Linked DNA regions of Mus musculus: region 1 is linked to region 2. The links are chromatin loops, found by intact Hi-C in ENCODE. Cell type or tissue: heart. All regions are shown on one strand.

Region 1 (8,000 bases), 100 kb after region 2:
AAGAAGGGTCTGGGTGAAGTTGAAGGGAATTCTAGGCATGGAGGCAACACACAACACAGCCTTGGAATCCGAGAGTTGACGACGGTGCTCCCCATGGAAACAGCATTCATTTGGAATTCTGCCAGAGCATGAGCACTGTGTTCAGCATGTACGTCCCTGTCAAGAGGCTGGAGGACCCTGCTGATGAGGCTCAGTGGCCCAAGAGAGAAGCCTGAGGAGGGGTTTGTGCCAAAGACACCTGCATCTTGGATAGTCTTGTAGCAACCCTCCAGACGACTGTCCTCTGCTGTCCATGGGGAATGACTCCAGACACAGGCACCGGACTTTGAGGGTGCGCAACACTCATAGGGCAAGAATTTGCATATAACACAAGCACAAACTCCCTAGGTCGCCTCTAGACTAATACATAGAACGTTGTGAGCACTCTGTAAATGATTGTTTAACGGTGCCATTTAGGGGTAGTGACAGGAAAATGGTTTGTTTTTGGTCACTAACTGTTAGCAGTTGTCAATTAACCTCTCAAATCGACTAGGCAGGGGCGTGTTTCTCGATACTCGCCCCAATGTTTTGGGTTCCTGAATGAAAGACACACACAGACACACACACAGACACACAGACACAAACACACACACACACACACACACACACACACACACACACTGTTTAATGTGCCTTAACAGCTCAATGGCTGGGTCACTCCCAGAACTCCACATGGCTACACTTCCCAATATCCCTGAGTTACACTTACTGTCCTAGACCCAATGGGTGGGGGTAGGGACTGGGGCTTTTTTTCCCTGCTCTCTCTTCTGCACTTCTTAGGCCTCGTCCTTCTTCTTTCCTGTCGTGGCAGTTCTCAATCCTTCTGTAGGTCCCCTTGCCCACGAATCCTAAAGTCCTGCCTCTGTCTCACCGCTCAGCCATTGGCTGCCGGCCACTTTATTCACCAATCAGAACCAACTGGGGGCAGGGACCCTCATCATCTTGTGCAATTTTGGGAACCCAATTAACATAATATAAGCATTAGACGAAATCCACAACAACTATCAGATAAAACATTTTTTGTTGTTGTTTTGAACATTCTCTGTAGCCCAGGATTGGTTTTATAGTCATTGCATAGCTGCAGGTGGCCTTGAACTCCCGACCCTTGGGCCCCCACCTCCCAAGTACTGATATTATCGGCGTTTATGTCATGATTGGTATGTCATGATTGGCCAGATGTAATTTTTCAAACAATTTTTATACACAGTTGGTTGAAGCTGCTGGTCTGGACCTTGTAGAGATGGAAGGCTGACCGTATTTCTGATCAGTCGCTGAAATATTGAAATGAGCTGTAAAGGCTCAAGGGAATGTGACCACTTAGCAAAATAACAATAGGTTCCAACCTAAGACCCAGGGTTTCCCAAGCCATGGATTCGTGATGAGTGTTTTAGTTCCAGATCTGAAATTCTTTCCTGTGGAACAAATATCAAATCCAGCAAAAATAGAGTTACCCTATTTTTGATACTAGCACTATACCAGTTATCACATCTTGCCAGGCAGATCAGTATTGTAGCAAGCTGTACCCTAAATAGGACCCTTTAATCAGCCCCTCACCCCCACCAATGCTCAGAGAATATCATATAAGAGGATGCAGATAAAAACCATAAAAGCAGGAACAGGGGGGAAGAGTACTTCATCCTGTTTGACTCTTTTTTTTTTTTTTTTTTTGGTTTTTCGAGACAGGGTTTCTCAGTATAGCTCTGGCTGTCCTGGATCTCACTTTGTAGACCAGGCTGGCCTCGAACTCAGAAATCCGCCTGCCTCTGCCTCCCGAGTGCTGGGATTAAAGGCGTGCGCTACCACTGCCCGGCTCTGTTTGACTCTTGAGGCATAGTGTCACTGAGCACCCGTGGACATCCTAGATCACATTATGCAGACAAGGCTGGACTCCAAGGTACAGAGATCCTCCAGCCTCCATCTCCCCAGTGCCATGGCTGAAGGCATGCACTGCCATGCCCTTTGTCAATCCCGTGTTCTGGATAGGACATGACTACTGCCTCCATGAGCTCTCGCAGGGTGTGGTTTAAAGGGAAGGTCAGAGGTACTGTATCTGAGTTGAGACACCAGTAATCTAAAATCAGGAAGGTTTTAAGAAAAAGAATTTCTTCCTAGGGGAGAGATTCATTTCCCCTCATAAGCAATTGCTATATAGAATTAAGATTCCTGTCTGGTTTTATCACCAAGGCCCACCAGTGAGAACTCCATCTAGTAGGACTGGAAAACACACCACCAGAGAGTTCTCATGACTGGATTTCTGTACCTGCCTTTAAGAGGTTTAACAAAACCGTTTGCTCTTGGAAAGGCGAGAAGACTGGATTTGTGGATAAGTGTCCCAGTTTTCAACATGAAAGAAAAGAAAAGAAAGAAAAAAGAGAAAAGAACAGGTGAGATGGTTCAGTGTGTAAGGTAATTACCACCAAGGCTGTGTGAGATTCACAGGACCAACTTGTTGGAAGGCGAGAACTGATTCCTGCCAGTTGTTCTCTGACTTCCATATGTGGGTCATGTGACAATTGTATGCCTACATACACACACACACACACACACACACACACACACACATTTTTAAAACCACCATAACACACTTACTACAGTACCTAGTAGTTTGTTTATGTGCATTTTCTATGTCATTGTCCCACTGGACATGGGGTTGTAACGCATCATTTATTCACCAGAGAACATAGCTAGGTTTTCTGATACATATCAATGTCGCTTGAAACATTCTAAACACCATAAAATATTCTCATCATTAAAACCAAGTTTTAAGACCCTTAGGGCCTTTGATCCGGAATTCACAGACCCTCCCTCATATGGACACTAACATCACTTTAGGGGATACTCTTTCTTCTGAAAATGTGTCAATGACTGACTAAAGATGCAAAAAAAAAAAAAAAAAAAAAAAAAAAAGGAAAGGTATAGGGACATTCCAAGACAAAAATACAACAAGTAGATTTGAACCCTGGCGTGTCTCGAGCTAGGCTGAGGAAGATAGGAATTTGCCAATCCTGGCATAAACCGATCCAGAAAAGCCAATGGCCAGTGTTAATTCACCGTAGAAGGAAAGCCTGGTGTGGCTCCTCTAGCCTGCATATGTCATTCAGGATTTCTGCTTGGGGCTCCTGTTTGACACAAGTTTCTCACACAGCAGATCTAAGGGCAAAGAGATGCTTCAGCAAGAGCCTGTGGCCATACGACCCCTAGTGTCTGAATGCTGAATTGCAGTACCTCCTGTGAGGTCGGCAGGGTGCCGTTTGAAACAAGTCAGACCCTCTGGATAGGTGGGCAAAAGCCAACACAGCCTTAGAGAGCTTGCCAGCCAATGTCTGGAATGTTTGAAGATGTGTTATGCAAAGAAAGGAAAGTGGCAAAATGTTCATCAAGTAACTCAAAAACAGGAGAGCGGTCTCAAAGAAAACGAAACATTTTCAGCATAACTATATAGTGAGTAGTAGATCAGCCTGGATGAAGAGAAAATTGAAGGGAATATCCTTCTCAAAGGGAGAGGAAGGGAAGGAGGGAGGGAGGGGAGGAGGAGAGCTGATAAATTATATGAATAAATTCCCTAAGACATGGAGTAAACATCACTGTGCACAAGAGGAGGGGAAAACAGTATATGCCAGTATTCATTCACAGACAGTCGTTAGGATGAAATGCTACATCCACTCCAGTAGTGACAAGCGTGACAGGCCCCGAAAACCTGGGCGCTGTCCCGAGGCGAAAAGTTCATGGAAACTTAGTCTCCTGGAATCGTGGCATCCTGTATAAAGAATGCTCCAATGTCCTTGCTTTAGTTGGTAAACGGATCTGTGTGCTTTCCCTTAATATTGCTTTATTATAAGTGCTCCTAAGGATTGATATTTTGACATATAGCTAAGTTAGATTCTAGGTAGTCCTTGATCTGACCTTGGGCATGGATAGCTAAGTCACTGCCCTACACAGAAATTTACCATTATCTAGGAAGAAGGAAGTTTGTGATCTAAAGAGGAACCAGAGTAGATACTTAGAACCATAGATAGCTGAGCTACACCCATACACAAGTATTTACAATGGCCTAGGGGGAAGGTGGACTATACAATACACTAGAGTAGGAACTATGGCAAGGGCACGAAGTCCTTGCCCCTGACTTCTAAGATTAAGTGGGCCTTAGGTGGGGCTGTTTTTGATCCCAGTTGTTAACATTGAATTTTACCCCAGTTGGTTCCTGCCAGTTCTTCCATGTTTACATTCCTCTGTTTTGTGTAAGAATCCAGTAACCTCTTTGTACCTTGCCAGTGTGTCACCCAACTTCCCTATTTTCTTCTGTATATAAAGTTTGTTGCTAAATTTGACAAATTACATTCAGATCCACACTCCCTTGTGTCGAGTCTGTCTGTCAATTCCCACCAACTCCTTGCCCACCTGTGACCAGAGACCTGTTCCACGAAGACAAGGAACCAAGAGGGTGATGAAATCCTGTATCTCCAGAAGATCCGGAAAAAAATGAGTTGAGAAATGGCCTTAAATAAAGTTACCCAAACACTGAATTAAAAAGACAAAACAACAGCAACAACAACAACAAAGAGGGCTGGAGAGATGGCTCAGTGGCTAAGAGCACTGGCTGGCTGCTCTTCCATAGGACCTGGGCTCAATTCCTAGCATCCACACAGAAGTTCACAAATGTGTGTAGCTCCTGTTCCAGGTGCTCTGACGTCCTCACACAGACATACATGCAGGCAAAACACCAAGACACACAAAATAAAAATAAAAATTAAAAAAAAGAAAAAAAGTTTCTACATGAAGAGCAATCCACGTGCCAACAACAGATGTCAACTGAGAACAAATCTAAACAATAAACTATAGCAAAACTCCTAAGAGAGTCGAGATTTGCCTGGAGAAACCCAAAACTCTGCACAGTGACTGTAGTTTGTCACAGTGCATTCCTCAGAACACCACCTCTTTTCCGCACATCTTCACTTGGGAATGTCCGTTGCCATGCGGCATCTGGCCATCAATACTGGATCTCCTCTCTGTTATCCTTTTGTTGCCCTGTGCCATGGAGATCTTGAAGCTTTGAATCTTCAGGACTGGTCCTTTCATACGCTCCAGCAGTTCATAATGAGGTAGATGTTGAGGTGGGCCAACTCAAAGCCCTGGATCTGGACCTGAGTGGTAGCTGAGTTAACCGTTAACCTGGCAGCTCTACTACCACCAGATTAAGCTCTCTAGCATTGTCCCGGCTAGCTCGCCCAATACTGCAGTCAGCAGTGGGCAGGGCCAGCTCTCCGTCTTTCATGCCCTCGGCTGGCTCACCTGCGCCTTTTTGCCACTGTATTGCTGAGGCAAAGTACAGAGCTCACTCCAGGAGGAGACCCTTAATACTCGACCAAAAATGAGCATCGTTGGGTGAGATGAAGTCTTTTACATTTTTAGGAGTTCAATCCTGGGCAGCTGGGATATTTAACAGAGAAGATGTGGAGAGCAGTAGGACCAGAGAATTTGAGATGTCATGAACCATTATCCCTTGTGTCATCCGTTGAAAAATTCAAATAACCTCAATTTATTTCACATTAATATTTATAGACTATTCCATCCCCCACCAAAAGATCAACTTTAAAATTAATGAGCTAAAGACCTTTCTAATTCTTTGCATAATTTTCTTTTTCTTGTTTATATATTGTATCTGGCTAATAGTAATGACATAAATTCTGCAGAGGATAGGAAAAAGTCAGTAACAGAAGCTAACTCTATTTCATACGTTAGTTACCAAAAATGAGGAAATGAAATGAAGATAGCGGCCAACATATGAATTGCATGAGGTAAACTGACTAAAATGTGTGCAGTCTCTCTGTGTATTGAAAACCACAAAGTCCTACTACAACACATGACAGACTCCAAAAATAAGATGCCACGTCCCTGTGTTGAAAGATTCGCTCCTGTTCGTATCACAGTCTTTTCAAGGTAGTTTGTTCTGTTGGGTCAGTGACAAACACCCGAGAGTACGTCTTGAAATGAGAGAAGTAGGTTTTTTTTTTTTTTTTTTTTTTTTTTTTTTTTTTTTTAGATTTATTTATTTATTATTATATGTAAGTATACTGTAGCTGTCTTCAGACACTCCAGAAGAGGGCGCCAGATCTTGTTACAGATGGTTGTGAGCCACCATGTGGTTGCTGGGATTTGAACTCTGGACCTTTGGAAGAGCAGTCGGGTGCTCTTACCCACTGAGCCATCTCACCAGCCTGAGAAGTAGGTTTTTTTTGTTGGTGGTGATGTTGTTGTTGTTGCTATTGCTGTTGCTGCTGCTGCTGCTGCTGCTGCTGCTGCTACTGCTGCTGGTGGAGGTGGTGGTGGTGGTGGTGGTGGTGGTGGTGGTGGTCACAATCCCAGAGGGTTCAGTTCACAGTGAGAGTGCCCTGTGACTGTGGGCTTGCTGTGAGGCAGAACATCATGGCAGCAAGAGTGTACCTGAGCCAAGTGTTCTGCTCCTAACATCCAGGAAGCAGAGACAGACAAGTCGCTTTGCACAGGCATGTCCTTGTGACTTGCTGTCTCCAGTCAGGCCTGCTTCCTAAGTCCCCACCACTTCCCAATAATGTCATCAGGTTGTGACTCCATCAGTAAATTGATCCGTTGATGGAGTCAGAACCCTCAGGAGCCAGTTATTTCCAAATAACTGCTGTTTGATTTTTTTTTTAACACAGGAGCCTTTGGGTCAGATTCAAGCATAATGCATTCCTAGTCAAAATCTCCTGGGCTTATTGTTGAAAAAAAATGATTTTTATGTAAAAAACAGACAACAAAAGCAACAAACCCAGAAAAATCAGGATTGTTTGGAAAAAGAAAAAAAACACAAATTGATTTTCTGACTTATAATCTACTCTTATTAAGATAGTGTGGCCCTAAAGGAACAATCAGTGGAATAACATGAAGAAACCAAAAGTGGATCCTTTGTCTATGTGAGTAATTTGTTTAGATTCAAAATAATTGGTTTTCATTAATTTATTTTCATTATGGCATTTTCATACATGCGCTTCATTGTCCTTTCCTCGTATCTGCTCTGGCCAGTTACTTTTAAATAGTGGCTCTAGACCAGCTCTTTTTTACAGGGATGAGAACCCAATCTTAAGTGGTCAGTCCTAAAAATGTGCAAATAAAAGCAACACTAACTGGACTCAGCTGTGTGTGTGTGCACCTTGTGTGCACACTGTTTTGAGTGTGTGCATGTGCATGTACGTGTGCGTGTGCTTGACGGTGTGTGTGAAGCATAGAGAAGTTCATTAATTAGAGAGGGATGGTTGCGGGGGACCTGGAAGGAGTTGGAAATGGAAAGGATACAAATAAAGAAATCCCCTTAATTTTTTTAAAATGTGGTTCTAGAACGTTGAGATGACCCTAGTTCCAGCATCTATGAAAAGTAACCCAGAATCACCCATAGAAATACAAAATTTAAACATCTAAATCTCTGCAAACTAAAACTTCTAAAATGACTTTGAAGTGGAGGTAAACACTTCCTAGACTACAAGTCAACTGAAGCAAATCAAGACGACATAAATTGGATTTTATCAAAATGTATAACACATGCCATGAAAAGGTTAGGAACAGTTTGAAGAATGTCCTATAGCGTGCTTTTATGGCAAAAAAAAAATGTTTCTAGAGTAGACAAAGAACACATAAATTCAATTTAAAATAAGCAGATCTAAGCAAACATTCCAACCAGAAAGATATAAGAAACATCTATCCTAATATCTACCCAGGAAGATGTTTATCTTTATTCTTCATCAGAGACATGAACTAGAGCACAAGCCCCATCCCACTGCACAACACTAACGGCTGAGACTCAAGACGGATGACACCCATTCCAGGAGGGATGGAGGAAAGCTGGGACTCCTGTGTGGTATTGATTGGGCGCAGTAAAGTCAGTATGATACACAAAGACACAGCAGTTAAAAAATACAACAATAACAAAAAAACTTGTTCTGGGGATG
Region 2 (8,000 bases):
TTACAAATGGAACTGTCTCACTCCTGGAGACTGTGAGTTTATTAAGAGCAAAGCTTGGTCTTACTCAGTGCTCTCCCTGGAGATACACTGTAGCCATTGGACAGATGCCTTGGCCAGCTTGTTAATGAATGAGTCAATGACTAAATAGAATGTCACAGAATAAGCTCTCTGTCTTTTTTTTTTTCATGATTTTTTTTTTAAGGAAGAGCAAAAAAGACAGAGTTATAGCAAAGATGAGGGAGAAGGACTATAACAACTTCGTCTTGTAAAAATGTATTAAAATTTTGGGTCCGCTGTGGTGGTACAAGGAAACAGAGGGAAGCAGATCTCTATGAGTTCGAGGTCAGCCTGGTCTACAGAGTGAGTTCCAGGACAGCCAGAGCTATATATAGAGAGAGCTTGTCTCAAATAACCAACAGCAACTATGATGGTTGACATTACATTTAAAGTTTATATTTACTATGCTTGAGAGACCAAAAAAAGAAAAAAAATGCCTCTAACATGCAAGGCCTTAGCTTGTACAGGCTCTACCCTACAAGCCCACTTCTCCCAGACATTAAAGATTAATCTTAAAGAGACTGGTCGTATAAAATTTGCTGTTCTAGCAAGTAGTAGGTCAACTTCAATTTCTGCCTTCGTAATCAAACTTGATTACTCTGCTCAAAAAATATGACTAGGACCAATACAAAACATATATGTTAAATTAGACGCTGCCTATAGGTATAATCGTGTGGGGTTTGCCTTTGTATGCCTTAGGCTGCTTTGTCTAGAGGCTGTGTCTTGGGATCACTCTCAGATGCTGTTTTGGCAAACAAATAAACAAAAACAAAAAACACCCTCTTTCTATTAAAATTTATTTATGGTCATGGTGAATCTCTGAGTGACCCCAGACCCATAAAACACCAACAACAAAATGACAGATTAATCTAAGAAAACAGATTAAACAGTCTCTAAAGAGGCACATGCGTCTCTCACTCTCAACATCAGAACCACTGAAGCAAACAATGCCAAGGCAATGGATATTTCCCCAAGGCATCTCATCCGAGAGAAGGGGGAGGCGCCATCTAGAGGGGCCACTCACAATTCCCGTGGTTCTAAGAACCTGTCTTACCACCCTATAGGACGAGACTGAAGACCAGACAATGGCTTAGATGTGGGCTGCATGGATGTGTGGATCCTTGGCTCTGTATTTTATCTCACTTCAGGGCCCCAAAGACAGACTTGGGGTTCACTGGAACTCTACAATGTGGCTATATCGAATCAATCAATCAATCAATCAATATCTCTCCCTTTCTCTTCTCAGTTTTCACGACTAATTTGACTCTTTTAATTGGATTGTCAAGGACAATTGACTTAACCTGTCTCTGAGCACAGGCCTTAAGTCTTTTTTTTTTTTTTTTTTTTTTTTTGCCTTAAGTCTTAAGTTAGATGACACCCTTACTCCCTTACTGTTTGTGAGTTTGGGCTACCAGCTCCATTTTTGCCTTTTTTTTTTTTTTTTTTTTTAACTTTGCTTTTCTTGCCCTCAGGGGTCTTCTGTCCCCTCCCCTTCCCCATGAGGGCCAAAGCTTTCATCACTGTTGCCCAGGCAACAGTGGGGATGCCTCATTCCTCACAGCTCTGCATATCTAAGTATATCTTAAGCCTTTGTCCGCAAGGCTGGCTCAATTCTTTGTAAGTGGTCCACCACTAAATCAGCCATCCTCTACACATAATTATTTATTATTTAGCTTTATTTAAAACGATTTTAAAAAATGTCTTCACCTGACAACGGCCTTTACACAGACGGGTCAATTTTCTTGAATGCCCCAGCCATCAGTTCTGGAGAGGAAATGTGAAAATCGCCTTTGCAAGTGCACGCTTCCGAAGTGCGGGTCAATTTTAAAGCACGCACTGGAGCATTCATAATGGATTTCCCTTTTAAAAGCACATGAGACCAAAAATAAACCTGACAAAAGGGCAGCTGTAGAGTTTTAACATGTGGAAAACTCCACAGGCGGCAGTTACATAACGGGGAAGAAACAAGATAAATATTTCACACCGTTAGATGAACTTCCAGATGACAACTAAGAAGCCAAGAGCCCAGAACACACCTTAACTCTCTAAGGGGTTGGGGGGACGGGGAGGACGGACTTGAAGCCAGAAGAGGCTAAGCCTGATGATAAAATCTGGGACCTGACTTGCAACTTGAGTGATGCCTTTGTCCCCCGCCCCCTCCGCCCCTCCCCACCCCCCCTTTCTAGAGGCAGGGGCTGAGCTCATGCCCCTATACTTTAAGAGCGCTTCGCCAGCGGTTTTGTCCGCTAGATAGAAATTTTCCAAAAAATATCTCCCACGCTAGGCAAAACACTGAAAAGGAAGTTTTTTTGCGCCAAGAGGAGAGACATGGCGAGACAGACCGAGCCACTACCGCTCCCAACACACACACACCCTGCCCATCCCACCCGGCTGCGCTCCTCCTGCCCCCAGCTCCTCGCCCTGGGGACAGCTGGCAGCCTAGCGCGGGACTAGACACAAAGCGGATCAGTCTGGGGGCGGGGGGCCGACCTGCAGGGTTCTCCCTCAAGAGGCTAGTCCTCTGCCGCCACTCGCTTAGGACCCTGCGGACACCGCGTCCCGCGTCCACGCCCTCCCCTCAACCCTCTTCCACCCTTCAAAAGAAGGACTGTCCCAGACACCACGTCCTAGGGCCAGAAGACCTGCCCCCACGACAGTCGCTGGAGACACCCCAGACCGGAGAGACTGACATCGGGACAGGACCCGCCCCTCTGCTTCCACCTCTCAGGGACCTCCTCTGCTCCGCCGCCGGGCGAAGTGCTGGGAGACCCAGCCGCCTGTCGCGCTCCTGCAGGGGGACCCTCAGCTAGGCAGCCAGCTGGCGCCCGCGTAGATGGCGAGGAGCCCCCAAGGCCTCCTGATGCTGCTGCTGCTACACTACTTGATCGTCGCCCTGGACTGTAAGTCTCTGGGGTAACAGTCCTTTCCACCCTCCGGTCTGGCTATACCAGCCTCCGGGACCCTCGCCTGCAGGCATGGCGCTCAGTGCTAGGGGGTCTGTCTCGGGGCGCCAGGCTTTGCAGTCTGGGAGCACGGAGGGTAATCTGGATGAGGGCAGGCTCTGGGCAGGGAGACTGAAGTCCTGTGCGTCTTGTAAATAGTGTTGGATCTGGGCAGTTAAGAATTGAAGAAAACAGACGATCCTCATCTCCTTGCAAAGTCCGAGGAAGTTTTCAAAGACACCGGGACGTGATCAGAATGCAAAACTCTCTAAGTATTCAAGATGCGAAGAGCCCAAGAAAGATGGCATCCGGGGTTGGCGAAGGCCACTCTTAAGTAGCTGCGGCTGAGGGATCAGTGGTTACGGTCCCAGCTGCCCCGGGCAAGGTGCTGGGTAAAGCACTTTAGAGGCGGTAGCGGGGTGAAATTAGCTGAGCCCCAGTAGCTTTTCGCCTTTACGCCTGCAAAACCGGCTTAGAGAAGTCTGTCCGCTCCAGCCAGCTGCCGTGTCCTCAGGGGATGTCCAGCCAGCGGGACTGGCTGTTAGGATTGTTAGAAAGGCGCAGGCGATGAATGAGCGAGCTGGCAGCTGGCATAGCTGCGGAGGCGTCCCAAAGCCAGTTTAGTTTCTCTGGGTACTTTGAAAGAGGATTTGCGCGGGTGCTGGCCTAATGTGATTTGAAATTTGATTTTTGTTTTCTTCGCGTTAACTTTTTAGGAAAAGGTAGGAAATTACTATCTATTTTTAAGTGAGGAAGTCCTTGTTGTTGTTGTTGTTGTTGTTGTTGATGATGATGATAAACACCCTCCCCCTCCCTGTTATCTTTTGTTCTGTTGGTTTCTTCACTAGGGAGGGGTAAATGTGTTATTGTTGAGGTTCAAGTTCTAGTCACAGTACTTAATAGTAGTTCAATTATTCTGCCCGACGAACGTCTTAACACTAACGCTGAGGCTTTTTCTCAGACCAAAGTGATGGGGGCTCACAAAACGATTTGCCGCTCAGAACCCGAACAGGGTGCCTGCTGACTCAGGGGGAGGTATATATCAAGCCAGGAAGTTGACATTCGCAATGAAATCTTTATGCATGCTGAAATATCAGCTGGTATCAAACGGAACACTTAGGGTTTGAGAGGTAATGTACTGAGTATGAAAATCAGCGACGAAGCTGGAATCTGGAGGTAGCGTAACTAAAAAAACAAAAAGTTAAGGTGAAAAGTTCTGTGTTCCTCTGAGCTTTTAAGTCTCACTTTAACAGGAGTCATTTAAAAATAAAATAGTTTTTCTCTGTTATTCCCATTCTGTCATCAAAATAGAAACAATAGATGCCGTTTGTCATTCCAGCGTAGTCAATCCAGAAGCCAGCGAAGGCTAATACTGAATGTGTAGAATGAGTTCTTCCATATCTAGGTTATCGGCAGGCTCCACTAACTCTGATACCTGTAAGGAAGAAGTTGGGAAGCAGCACGGGACCTTTCTCATACTGTTCCCTCAGTGCCAGAAGGTCTGGCATTTCAAGCGTGTTTTCTTCCCTTTTAACACATTTAAAACTTTCAAAAACAATTCAGCTGTAAAGAAAGGGGACATTAGCATAGATAGTTCCCATATACTCTATACCCAGTTACCACCATTACAGTCTTATTATTATATAGTGTCACATGGGATACTCTGCTTAGATCTTCCTCATTCTTATGGAATGTCCTTTTCTGTCCCGGGATACCACATTTGGATTAACGGTCTTCTTCCTTTATGCTCCTCTTGGCTGTGGCAGTATTTCAGACACCCCTTGTTTTTTATGACCTTGACAGGTGCTGGTTAATTACGCTGTTAAATTTCCTTCAACTGGTATATCTCAGATGCTTCATTTGTGGTTAAATGATGTCATAGGGTTTTTGGAGGAAGAAGGAAGAGAAAGGAAAGACATTTTCATCCTCTCCTAATCCAGGGGACATGACCTGTCACTATGCTTTTAACCTTCTTGGCCTGGTGGAGGCAGTGTGTGTCAGCTTGCTGCAAGGGCTCCCTACTGTGCTATCCTCAATTCCACACTATACTGTTTTAAAGAAATGTCGATATTTTCAGCTCACACTAACGGACAGAGGCTGGGTTGGTTGGTGATACATGACTATAATCTCAGCAGGCGGGCAGGAGGCAGACAGACCATTCAAGGCCACAAAGGATTCAAGGACAGCCTGGATTATGGTGAGAATATCTCCAAAAATTATCAAGGAATGAGGGCGACAGTCAGTCTCAGAGGTAGGAAGCAAGGGCTAGAAATGAGGACTTACATGACATAAACACACATGTATAAGCTTGCGCACATACACAGAGCACATATACACACACATAGGAATGTATTTCATTTTCTCCAGGGTCAAATTTCTTCATAGATTATTTCGGGCTTGTATGCACCGGAAATATGTCTTCTCAAACTTACTTACACACTTGTTTTAGGATCTTATTTAATCACTTATTTTAATATCAGCCTGGGCTTATTAATAAATATATAACTAATATGTATTTAGTTGATGATAGACTCGTATTTTTTATTTATTAAAGAACTAGAGCATTCCTTATGCTGAAATTGCATCCTCGTACTTTTAATATTCCTCTCAGATACAGCTACACTGCTGCTTTGTCCCAACCCAACCATGTGTACTTATAATATCTTACTTACCACATTCTTCCTACATCTGCCAGTTTCTAATGTCGCTCACAGAAAGTAGTCTAGGAAATTTTTTGTTATTTTGTGTGTGTGTGTGTGTGTGTGTTTAACATGAGTTATTGAACTATGGGCATCTACTTTTGTATTTAGTTGATGTATTGGTCCCCTATCAGCTACTGTAACAAAGTATCCAGGGTGATCATATTAGAAAGAGCAAAGGTTTGTTTTGCCTCCCACTTCCAGAGATTTCAATCTCTGCCTGGCTTTTGCTTTTGTAGCTATATTGACACAGCACGTAGGGAACATGAGGAAGACAGTTCTGGCCCCAACAAGGGACCCAAAGAGAGGAAGGAATAACATTACCTATTCCCCCCCCCCCCCCAAGAGCACACTGACAATGGTACGTGGTAGAACACCCAGGTAGCTTCACCTCTTAAAGGTGCCACCATTTCCCAATAGCACCACAGGCCTTTAACACATAGGTCTTTGGAGAATACTCATCCAAGCTATAAACAGTTTCCTTCTCCAGTGAGGCAGAACTTTTTTGATCTTTCACTGCCGTTCTTATTCCCCTGTGACTGAACAAAGCACCCAGTCTTTGTTCTAGTAGATGTGAGTGTATATCTAGTGTATATCTAGTAGATGTGAGTGTACATCTAGTGTATAACTAGTGTATATCTAGTAGATGTGAATGTATATCTAGTGTATATCAGATGACTTCTGAGTCCATGCAGCCTGCCATGACAAAATATCATAAACTAGGTAGTTTATTTTTTAAAGATTTTTTTCTTTTACAGTTATAGATGCTGAAAGTTCACAATCAAGACAGAAGCATGTCCAATGTCTGATGAAGGCCCAGTGTCTGGTTCATAGATGAATCCTCATGTCATCCTCATGTGGTAGAAAGGGCAGGGCAGCTCTGACCTATTGTATAAGGGCTCTAATGTCCTTTGCAAGGGCTCCCTTTATGACCCAATCCCTTTCAAACATTCCCATGTCCTAATGCCATCTATCATATTGATCATATTGGTAATCTGGTTTCTACCTATGACTTCAGGAGACGTTAACATTCAGACTATAGAATGGAGTGGGGATGACATTGGATACAGACATGGTGGACAGCATGAAGTGATGAGAAGAATCCTGTAAATCACTAAGCATCAACTTTAGGCTGAGTGGATGGAGCGTCACATTTCTGTAAAGTGATAGGCTGTTATTTAAAAAAAAACATGAGGAATGAGTGTTTGGTACTGAGAATGGGGCTCTCGTGAGTATTTCGATCTCTCAGAGAGCACTTCTGGCCACTTAATAGACCAGTTGCAGCTGGGTTTTCAGATGTGGATTGGATCCCTAGCCAGCTGCTTGGCCTGAGTCTGTAATCTCTCATAAAGTAATCACAGATGTGGTAGGAAAGAAAGGTCTGGGTCCTTCACGGCATCATAGACTCCAGAGGGGACCACTGACTAGAAATGTCTGCCTTCTGTGAATGTTGTCAAGGACGAACATCACAGTCAGTTAGCTGAAGGGAATTATGTGAGTTGGTGCAGTCTCGGTTATCTGAAGAGCATAAAGGTCACAAAGGAGACTTTGTTGGCGGAGCTGACAACTGTTTAAGGACTATGTCAGAGACTGCATCTCAAAACGGCTCAACCAAAAGCTCCGGCCTAAGACAGAAAAGGTGAGCTGTCATTGGCCAAGAACTCGCATTTATCCTTTCACCTGTGCGTGAGGAATGAAGCCTGCCAAGGACCAGCCAGCCTTGGCTTGGAGCAGCATTCTTAGGAAGGGATGTCTGGGAGTGGAGAAACAGATGACTCAAAGTCAAATTGTGGGTTACAAGCTGATGGCCTATGTTCTCCTTGAGACAGCTTTCCAGATAGCTCTCTCTATATTTGGCTTTCTCTGGAGAGCTCCAGACAGCTCTCTGCTCTAAACAACTTTTTTTTTGTAATTCCGAAGTAGCTCATAACTTGCAGACCAAAGCCCAGTCTTTTATTTGCATATCAATTCAGTCATTACCCCAGGTTCCCTTTTGATTAGCTCATGAATCAGCACACCCTGACCCCAGCCCCTTGATTCTAATAAAGAGACAGCAAGCCCAAGCACAGACAATAATATAGCTGGGTGGGACCCTGTACCCCCAAATTACCATTCCTACCATGCCTGGGCCTGGACCTAAACTCCCTCCATCCCAGGATGACCTTGAACTCAGTAATCTGTTTGCCTTTGTAAGCATAAACAAAAACACTAAGCAGGGTGGGATCTTGCCCTGTAATCGCCACTCCCTAAATCTCTTTATCTCCTCTTTTCTGACAAGCTGGCTCACAGTGCAGCTGCCCCT

Evidence for each region. A loop is a pair of places that touch in the nucleus more often than their neighbours do. Peaks named below come from ENCODE experiments on the same cell type or tissue, not always from the same donor. Only the 100,000 strongest peaks of a DNase experiment are listed, where the experiment ranks them.
Region 1: a loop joins it to region 2, with 5 times the contacts of the local background. A loop is called at or near these places in 2 of 42 quality-filtered maps.

Annotation. Positions count from the first base shown.
Region 1 is chr16:84,876,132-84,884,131 of GRCm38, forward strand. No RefSeq gene overlaps it. Among named protein-coding and RNA genes, the nearest start is that of Gabpa, 45 kb to the left of the region's middle. In heart, a CTCF peak has its summit at 3,254; a DNase peak (open chromatin) is centred at 3,280.
Region 2 is chr16:84,771,597-84,779,596 of GRCm38, forward strand. It overlaps Jam2 (junction adhesion molecule 2), which reads left to right and starts at 2,527. Exons shown (of 10, transcript NM_023844.5): 1 at 2,527-2,957. The coding sequence starts at 2,891. In heart, CTCF peaks have their summits at 1,059, 2,833 and 4,978; DNase peaks (open chromatin) are centred at 75, 2,035, 2,695, 3,435 and 1 weaker place; H3K4me3 peaks cover 2,466 bases; H3K27ac peaks cover 830 bases.